2 separate regions of the Homo sapiens genome follow, and region 2 is linked to region 1. Evidence: chromatin contacts called from ENCODE Hi-C or POLR2A ChIA-PET data. All regions are on one chromosome and are shown on one strand. Each heading gives the region's core, a stretch centred on a gene start or an enhancer-like site at or near the end of the contact. The rest is flanking DNA. Distances are from core to core; before and after follow the strand shown. Region 1 holds the start of PRRG1 (proline rich and Gla domain 1). Region 2 holds the start of XK (X-linked Kx blood group antigen, Kell and VPS13A binding protein).

Region 1 (4,983 bases), core at 1,157-3,656:
TTCAGTATCAGAAACTGGCCTTTTTAAAAACTTCACCTTTTTCTGATCCCTATTTTCCCTTTATCTGTAGAGTTTTTGCACCTCTTTTTAGAGGGATAAACTATGACTAATACATGAGAACATATTTCCACACAGTACTTATCCATATTCCAAATAATGCTGCTCAAATATTAAATACAATTTCAGAATTCTGAATTTCTTGTATTATCCCATGAACTTTATGCAATATGAATTACTATCTTTTTTTTCTTTCTTTCTTTCTTTTTTTTTTTTTTGAGACGGAGTCTCGCTCTGTAGCCCAGGCTGGAGTGCAGTGGCGCGATCTCAGCTCAAGGCAAGCTCCGCCTCCCGGGTTCATGCCATTCTCCTGCCTCAGTCTCCCTAGTAGCTGGGACTACAGGCGCCCACCACCACGCCCGGCTAATTTTTTTGTATTTTTAGTAGAGACGGGGTTTCACCATGTTAGCCAGGATGGTCTGGATCTCCTGGCCTTGTGATCCACCTGCCTCAGACTCCCAAAGTGCTGGGATTACAGGAGTAAGCCACTGCACCCGGCCTATGAATTACCATCTTTCTAACAGCATTTATTAATATATATCTGTAAGTTAGTTTATTAGGTGCTTATCACATGCCAGGCAGCTCTAGGTACAAGGGTAACACAAAAGACTGAGGTTCTAGTAGTAATGGAGAAATAAGGCAAGTTATATAAATTTAACAGAAAAGGGTGTGATTAATTCACTCTGGAGAAGATGGCAAAATTTTTCAAGAAGTGAATCAGGCTAAGTCTAGAAAGATGAATAGGAGTTCATCAGGCACTAGAAAAGAGAAAAGGCATCCCTAACACTCCCCGCCCTCCACCTGCCCCAAATTTGGGAAAATAGAAAAAGAAAGAATAACATAACAATAAAACCAGAAGAAATCCTGTTCACCTCATGCCTGGGGTTGGTGCAGGGGTGGGGGTTGGGCGGGGTAATTGTGTTTTTAAGTATACTTCAGATCAGAAAGTAAACGTTTATAAAACGGGATTTACAATCGAGGGAAAGGGGTGGAGAGGAGGAAGTTCAGTTTATTTTGTTGTATTAACTTAAAACAAATGAGTAAAAATATCAACATCTATGCTTGGGAACACATATACTATCTTTCATAAAAGTCCCTAAGTTTGAAAATGAAAGCATATGGAGCTTTATCCAATATTACAATATTTGCCCTAATGTTTTGTATCCTTAATATTATTTTCAAAGGTTCTAAAGTGAGTCGGCCCAAGATCTTGACAGCACATCCACACACATGCCCAATAATCCACTCTTGATTGAAACAATCAACAGTAGCCTAACCAACTTTTCACTTACCCTGGCTTGAACACCTTCGCATCCTTCAAAGTCTGGCTTTATAGTATGACCATCAACAGACAAATAATTAAGCTCTAAGTTTTGTCACTCAACCTCTTCATCCTTTCATTCAATTATTTCCTCTCAAATCCCATTAGTTTCGCTTTTCTCCTAAAGGGACTCGTAGAAAATACTTGCACAGCACAATCACAAAAACCAGTGGCTGGAGCCAGAGTCCAAACGCGCACACACTACTTTCCAGTCATATCCCTCTTGGGGCTGTTCCTACCAGTGATCAAATTCAGCGGACCAGGAAGAAGGAAAAACCTGAAGCAGGAAGACTGTTTCTCTTCCTTTCACTTCCCCCCACGCCGCCTCCCCCTCCCCCCGCTCTCCCATCCCCCAGGGCCGCACCGCGACCGACCTCGCACGCACCCCCTCCCACTGTCACCCGCCACTGCCTACAAAACAGTCATAGCCTTTGTTAAAATGTCCACGGGCACAATGGATCAGAAGAGGGACACATTCCCGGGGGTGGGTAAAGGAAAGTCACACGAACGCCACGCCCTCCTTGGGACTAGCCCGGGCCGACAGCCCACCGCCTCCAAATCCTTTCCCCTCCGACGGGGAATGTTTCTAGCAACTCTGCACCAGAGAAAGCAGCGCTGGAGGAAGGGATGAGCTTGGGACGTCCCTCATGGGCACCAAGCAGGGGACTGAACTTGAAGCTGGGACACCCTCCAGCACCGTTGGCAAGCCTCGCGGTCCTGCCCAGTCTGTGTGCGGACTTCCAGCCTGTAAACCCCATTCCTTCAATTTTTTTTCTCGTCATACCCACCCTCACCCACTCCCGCTACCACGCACTCCGCTCCCCACGCGGCCCTGGCCGGACACCCACAGGCAGCGTCGCTACCAACGCTACCGCATATCTGACGGGTTTCTCCTCGCAGAACCGAAGTCACCCCCACACACCCCAATCCTTCCTGGGGCGCTTCGCCTGGATCACGTTTCCCCAGCTAGGAACCCAGCGCGGCCGCCACACTCACAGCGGGTCCCGCTCCGCTACTCGCCGTTCTGCGAGCCGCACGTCGCGCCTGCGCGCTCCTATTTCTGCCGAGCCTAGCTGGAGCCAGGAACCGGGAGCGGACTGGAAGGGAGGTGGAAAGAGGCGGGGGCTGGGCTGGGGCGGGGTTAAGAGAGAAGGGGCGGGAACAGGGTGGGGCGCGGGGGTGGGAAACGAGGGGCGGATCCTCCACCGCTTCTGCTGGGAAGACCCAGGGCTCAGGGCATCCTGCTGGAGCTTTCCACTATTGGGGTTTATTTATAACACATACAGAAAAGCCGTCGAGGCCCCTCTGTGCACTCCCACACGCACCGTGGAGAAAGCCTGGCTCGGCGCGGGCCCAAGTAGTCAGCCGTTGGGCCGCCACGTCTCTCCTAGCCACCGCGGGTCCCCGCCAGCCTTTTTCTCTTTCGCATACATACCTCACCACACATTATTCCTTTTCCTAGTCATTTCTCCTCATCGCGTACTCTTCAGCCCTGGTGAAGTGAGGGGCATAGGGATTTCTCATCCACAGACCGCCTGTGTAGGGCATCCTAGTTAATATACCTCTTTGCTATGTGTGAGCCCAGATCGTGGTTGGTGACTATTCGACCATTGTCCACTGTTACAGCTCAGAGAATTGCACTTTCCTTGAGGAATAATTCCCTTGCCACTGTTTCCGGACAACTCTTGGTGACAACTATCTGCTTTTTCTAAAAAAAAAAAAAAAAAAAAAAACCGTCTTGTACAAACTTACCCAAATATCTTGAGAAGAAAACCCATCTTTGACCTCGCTTTTTAGGTAGAGCTATCTTAGAACTTGAATCTTAAACTTCTACAAGCCCCTCTAAGAAACAGAATAAAAGGCTTTTGCTATTGTGTAAACTTTGACCTAATGCTTGGAGGTTTTCTGGCATTTTGCATCATAAGGAGTCTAGCTTGATTATTATTCCATGCTGCATGCGTGCTTGGTTTTAACTTGTATGCTTTTCTGTTTACAGTCTGGTCAGCTGTGGCATCTCACATGCTTTCAGATCAGCTATTAAAATAAACACACGCCTGAGTGAATCCAAAGTGAATTGGGCTGTGGACCTGAAGTGATTTATTCCAAACTAAGTTCCCCTTCTTTTTACTTTAATTGTGATGGAATTAAGAAACATTTGGCTTATTAAGAATAAAAGAATTGCCACAGGACCACACCAATAGTCTTTCCTAGCAAGCATTTTAACTGTGATGGGAGCATTTTATGGGAGAGTTTGGTGATTGCCCTTAAAGATCTGAATATCCCAAAATTCTTCCATTTAACCTTTCTTGTCTTCCATTCATATATTTTACAAATCAGATTTTCTAGAACTCATTTCTATCTTGCACTTGTCAAATAAGCCTAGGGAGGATGTAGAGAGATATATTGCCAAAAGGTATATTGGTAATGTAGGCACAAATTTTGCAGGATTAGTAAGTCTGTAAGTGCCTGGAAGCAGGACTTTGTCCTATTCATTTCACTAGTAAAATATTTCACATACATGTTCTTAAAAAAATTGCTAGGCTAATAAAAGTAAGATTTGCATCCTTAATAAATGTGCATATGTGTTTTTTTAAAACTTTTCACTTGATTATTTTTTTCTTTTTTGTCTAAATTTTTCAGGATATTTTGGTTGAAATGACAAAAACTAGATTGAAGTAGATCAGGCAAAAACAGGAAGTTATTGTGTAACCCAAGTTGTGAAAGGGTAGGTCTATGATTGGCCATAGGATTAAATGGAACCAGCAACAGGAATGCTTTGAATTCCAGCTCAGGCTCTCAATACAGACAGGGTCATTCTAACAGAACATCTCAAAGTCATGTTCTGCTGGTTTGGCACCGTAGCCTGTTACAAGTTGCTCACACCTACCAAGTTCCTACCAGAGAGAAAGTATCTCTCTTCTCTCACTTCCAGTTTTTAAAGCAACAGTTAAAACATCTGATTGGGTAGAATTGAGTACCGTAACCACTCCTGAAGAGAAAATGCGTATGTGACATAAGAATGGGACCCAATTAGAACCACATGGTTAAAGAAAAAAAAATAAAGAGAAAAATTTCTAAATGAAAACAAACAGTAAGGGGGAGATGCCGTTTTCAGAAGAGACAGGCAATGGACAGACAAAAAAAAAAAGATGTCCACCATCGAAACTGTATTTAAGGAATACAGCCTTGGAATTACCTTTGACCCCTCTTTCTCTCCCTCTCCCTGCCTCCCCAAGTATTCAAGTATTAACAAAGCTGGTTAACAGTGTCTGTGTATTAGTTTTCTGTGGCTGCTGTACAAAAATTACCACAAACTTCATGATTTAAAACAACACAAATTTATCTTATGGTCCTGGAGGAAGTCTGACAAGAGTCACACTGGACTAAAATCAAGGCGTCAGCAGAGTTGAGTTCCTTTATGGAAACTTTTTGGGAGAATCTTTTTTCTTGCCTTTTCCACATTCTAGAGACCTCCCACATTCCTTCATTCATGGCTGTATTCCATTTTCAAAGCCAACAATAATATTACTCTGACACACTGACACTTCTGCCTACCTCTTCCACATGTAAGGACCTTTCTGATTATATTGGGCACATTAAGATAA
Region 2 (4,983 bases), core at 2,347-4,846, 340 kb before region 1:
GGAAATAATTTTTATCTTTATGTAAAGCTGATGTCTTAGAGTTAAAACAGAATCAAACAGTCAGCAGGAAGAAATTCCAGTAAGATATTAAGTCAGGCTAATACACAAGAACAAACTGCTTTTCTTTTAATCTGGAAGCTAAGAGACTTGGAACCACATTTTGTATCTCAGCTCTAAGGTCATGGGTCCAATAACTCCTTGAAATAAATCAGCTGCATTAGAATCAGTGACTCCTTGTTGATGGAAGGGGTTTGCCTGTTGTTTTGTTTTTTATCTTTTATTTTGTTTTTGCTCCAAGAAGACAATGGCCCATTCAGAACTTTCTGGAAATAGGTCTTTTTATAGTGTTGAAACTTTATATATAGCTGAGAAGTTATCTCTTCAAAGCACCAAAAGTTTTCTTTCCTTAATAAAGTTAAAATATTTTTATGGTAAAAACTGAAAAATATAGAAAAGTAGATAATTGTTTTATTATATAGTTTTATATATTTTCCAGGATATTATCACTCATAACCCCACTATTCAGAAATTATTATTCTTAACATCTTGGTATGTTTCCTTGAGTTCAGGTTTATACTTGTCATCCTGTTTTTATATATATTATGTCATTAGCTTTGTCTTGGGTTACTCTTCGTGTTTAGAAACACTTTAAATGGCAGCAATGATAGGGTATTATCATTTATTGGATTGCCAAGATGACCAAACTTTTTCTTAATTTAAAATGGAACTACTAATAGAATGTACTACACAGTCCTCTGCTTTCTTCCACTGAGCATAGGGAATATAATTAGCTCTTTTTAAGGAGGCTTGAGAACATAGTCTGAGGCCTCATTTTCTTCACCTACAAAATGGGGACAATTACGTCTATGTCATGGTGAGGATTCAATGAATTGAGGCATGTAAGTACATATCAAACCATCTAGCACAAGAAGCTTTTGAGAAATGTCAGTTCCCCTTTTTCCTGTTACTCCACTTAAACATTATCTGTTTTCTTCTCACAGATAATGTTAAGAAATGATAAGGCCGGGCACGGTGGCTCACGCTTGTGGTCCCAGCACTTTGGGAGGCCGAGGCAGGCGGATCACGAGGTCAAGAGATTGAGACCATCCTGGCTGGCACGGTGAAACCCCGTCTCTACTAAAAATACAAAAAAATAAAATTAGCCGGGCGTGGTGGCGGGCGCCTGTAGTCCCAGCTACTCAGGAGGCTGAGGCAGAAGAATGGCGTGAACCTGGGAAGCGGAGCTTGCAGTGAGCTGAGATCGCGCCACTGCACTCCAGCCTGGGCGACAGAGCAAGACTCCGTCTCAAAAAAAAAAAAAAAAAAAGAAAGAAAGAAAGAAAGAAAGAAAGAAAGAAATGATAAGTGCCCTGCCCAAAGTCAGATCACACTTATTTTACTGAGCAAGAATACAGTCCAGACCACAGGGCTTACCTGGCTAGGAAGGACTAACTCTCTCCTCACTAAATGGCTCCAGGTTGCAGGACTTTTAAAATTCCCCTCCCTCCCTTTCTTTTTCCCCAGACTCTTCCCCAGCTATCAAGAAGTCAGCAGCAACCTCCCACTCCTGCCAGTGTACCTGTTTATTTTCCTTTCTAGGATTCTGCAGCTTCTGGAGGCTGAGAAATTTGTTCACCAAGTTTGCTGTGACTGTGTGCAAACTACAAGTCAGTAGTTTGTGTGTCAGCTGGAACAGTTTTCTTTAATATGAGGTGCAAAAATTTTATGGCCAGGCGTGGTAGCTCATGCCTGTAATTCCAGCACTTTGGGAGGCCTGGGCAGGAGGATCATTTCAGCTCAGGAGTTCCAGACCATACTGGGCAACATAGAGAGAACTTTAGGAGGCCCAGACAGGAGGATCACTGGAACTCAAGAGCTCGAGACCAGCCTGGGCAACATAGGGAGACTCTGTCTCTACAAAAAATACAAAAAAAAAGAAAGAAAAAAGAAAATTAGCCAGGCATGATGGCGCTTGCCTGCAGTCCTAGCTACTCTGGAGACTGAGGCAGGAGTATCACTTGTGCCCAGGAGGTGGAGGATGCAATGAGCTATGATCTTGCTACTGCACTCCAGCCTGGCTGATAAAGCAAGACCTTGTCTCAAAAAAAAAAAAATTATAACTTTGTAAAATTTATCTTGCTCCTCAATGTGTGTGTGTGCGTGTGTGTGTGTGTGTGTGTGTGTGTGTGTGTAAGAGAGAGAGAGAAAGAGAGAGAGAGAGAGAGAGATTTCCTGGTAGGGCTAGCTGAATTTTCTGGCAGCTGAGGTGTCTCTCTGGCCTTTCCATCTCTTCAAATTCCTCTGTCGCCTATGTCTAAAATTCAGTATTATAAACTTATTTCTAATCCAAATGGACGGCCTTTGTTTTGCTTTTCCTATAGTGATGAAAGGTACTAAAACAACACATTTTAAACTCCTTAGATAAGCCAGTCTGTTTTATTACCATGTATTTCTACTTGCTTTGTGTTAATAAAAATTAATTTCCAGAAATGTCACCAACAGTTTTTCTTTACTTAACACACAGCAAGTTTTGTTTTCATGGTGCATTGTGCACCAGCTTTAATGGCTACGTTTATAAGTTTGCCAGGGCCGGAAGACATTTCTAGAACCCCATATGTTTCCATATCCCATAATATTCGTAACGCCACCAAGAGAAAAGAATGGTGCATGGATTTCTTGACTTCCCTATGAGAATTAAATACTGTTAAAGCTTTTAGAACAGTGCTTGGCACACAGTAAGCTCCATGTGTTTGATAAATTAAAATTAAATCACCTGTACATGCTGTCCCCGTAACCACAGCTTAGAACACACTTCCCAAGGGTTTGTGACAACACAAGCCAATCCTGTCAGAGCCTACTTGACCCCAGAGAAACCAATGTCTTTAATGAGGTTGAACCACAAGAAACTGCCATTTTTGTTGGTCAATTTCAGTTGAATGTTGGCTATTTCATTTGACGGAACCTAACAGGAATTCAGTGTGCCCCAACTTTATAACCATTATGCCATGATTCGTCGCGTTCCTGACTGGAATAATGGGGCTGAGGGGCATGGCGGACCGGCTTGGGGCTCAGCCACCTGTCTCCACAGGAAAACCGCCTCCCTCCACTCGAGCAGGTGGGGAGATCAGGCTACAGGACCGAGGCTGCGGCCTGGGGCTGGCTCTGGGCTTCTGCACGCACCTGAAAAGGGGCCCAAGTTGCAGCAGGTGCAGCAGCAGTACGAGCGGGCGGTCGCGGCTGAGGTCGCGGTGTACGAAGAGAAGCGTGAGCTGCACGAGCGCGCAAGGCAGTAGCGAGAAAAGCAACGTCAGCGCCTGCCACATGCGGTCCCCGCCCGAGCGGTAGGTGCTGCTCAGGCTGAGCGCCGCCGTTGTCTCGGCCACGAACAGGAACACGGACGCCAGCACCGAGGCCGGGAATTTCATCTCCGCGCGTCAGCGGCGCTCACCGGGGACGGACGCAGTGGCGGCGGCTGTGTGGCTGTGGCGGCGGCGGCCGTTGCCCGAGGGGCTCCCAGCATGCCCAGCCCCAAACCGCTCCCGCGCTCTGCGCAGCCCGCCGAGGGCACGCGGGCCCGGCCGACCGGCCTGGGCTCTGGAACTGGACCTGGTGGGGGCGGCCGACCTGGCTGGGGTGGGGTGGGGTGGGGCGAGCTGCGCAGCCCCGCCGGGACACGCCCACGCGCTCCGTGCGCCGCCTGCTCGCTCGCTCGCCAGTGCCGGCTGCGTCTCTGTGGTGACCGTCCCCTGGCGGGCCGCGAACCCGCGCCCTACGACGGCTCAGGCCATGGAGCGGGAGCTCAAAAGGATGCAGTTCGCCCTGCGGGCGTCGCGCGCAGCCTCTGGGTCCTAGAGTCCCTTGGGTCCTATCTTGGGAAACCGTTCACATCCCTTTGAAAAACTGCAACCACCCGGGCCCAGAATTGGAGTCCGGGCGCCTTTCTAGCCCAGTCTATTTTCTGGGCCGAGGAAACGCGTGATTCTTCAAAGGGCCAGCATTTCTGGCCTTTTAAAAATAACCAGACCACACAGAGGCTTTTCAAAGTGCAAGTATATTGTCATGCACCCACCACCAAGTGGGAAAAGATTTCACTTTTCACTGTGCCATGTGAGCATGTCCCTTTGTCTTCCAAATACAGTGGTCTGAAGCATTGCTTCCAGTGGTGAAAAGGCGTCAAAGATCGTCTCTAGGAACCTGTCCTTACCTCCCAGAAAAACTGCCTACAAAATATATTCCTCTGTAACTGTAAGTAATTCAGGGCAAAGATCAGGGCCTAATAAGGAAGTAGTTTTTTTTATTCCAAGACAGACCTCTGCTTATTGGTGTGCCAATACCAAGACTAACACAACTCCTTTTAGCCCATTGAACTTTCCACCATCTTCTTGATATCAGGATGTACTCAGTCCACCCCCGTCCCTCAGACCTCGATCAAGTCACTAAATCTTTCTGAAACTCAGGTTCCATAAAGGGATTAGACTTAAATAATTATAAGATCTCTTCCCCTGTTGAAATTGGGTGATTTCAATCTTCAGGCATCTCTGGCATTTTTCTATTTAGGAAAATAATGTAAACACAAATAGAATATAAAGATTCAAAAGGAATCAAACCAAAAAAGAGGTACAGGGAGAGAATGTGGTGGGCTGTTTTTCTGTTTTTTATGTGGCATGAGAAAATCCATTTATGAGTTAAGGGGCAGATTCAGCCAGCAGCTGAGAGGTAGCAGGCCCTTTCCCTAAAAGGATTACTAATGTCTATTTATAGAACCCAGAAGGCCACCATGTCCTGGGCCAAGATACATACACTGCCACAAATACAGAATCAGCAGCAACACTCCACAGAGTATTTGTGTAATGTTTTACTTGACATCATGGTTAGCTTTAAAGGAAAAATTGGTAGCTTAGAATTATTAATCAGGACACTGAATATTTAGCATTAGATTTTATTTTAAGGCAAAGGATTATCACAGGTTTTACATTAAGTGTA

Evidence for each region. Hi-C counts contacts between places; a loop is a spot of excess contacts on that map. ChIA-PET counts read pairs that join two places held with the same protein, here RNA polymerase II (POLR2A). Pooled maps may share reads with other maps.
Region 2: a pooled map shows a loop between it and region 1 (3-fold over the local background). The contact joins the promoter of XK here to the promoter of PRRG1 in region 1. A Hi-C loop is called at or near these places in 2 of 50 pooled maps. POLR2A ChIA-PET finds 5 or more read pairs at or near these places in 2 of 52 experiments (AG04450 and HEK293T).

What each region holds. Positions count from the first base shown.
Region 1 is chrX:37,346,787-37,351,769 of GRCh38, reverse strand. It overlaps PRRG1 (proline rich and Gla domain 1), which reads right to left and starts at 2,406. Exons shown (of 4, transcript NM_001142395.2): 1 at 2,375-2,406. RefSeq lists enhancers at 1,588-2,098, 2,099-2,610.
Region 2 is chrX:37,684,404-37,689,386 of GRCh38, reverse strand. It overlaps XK (X-linked Kx blood group antigen, Kell and VPS13A binding protein), which reads right to left and starts at 3,596. Exons shown (of 3, transcript NM_021083.4): 1 at 3,181-3,596. The coding sequence starts at 3,425. LANCL3 (LanC like family member 3) reads right to left here. Exons shown (of 5, transcript NM_001170331.2): 5 at 4,924-4,983. RefSeq lists enhancers at 2,784-3,293, 3,294-3,805 and a silencer at 3,475-3,854.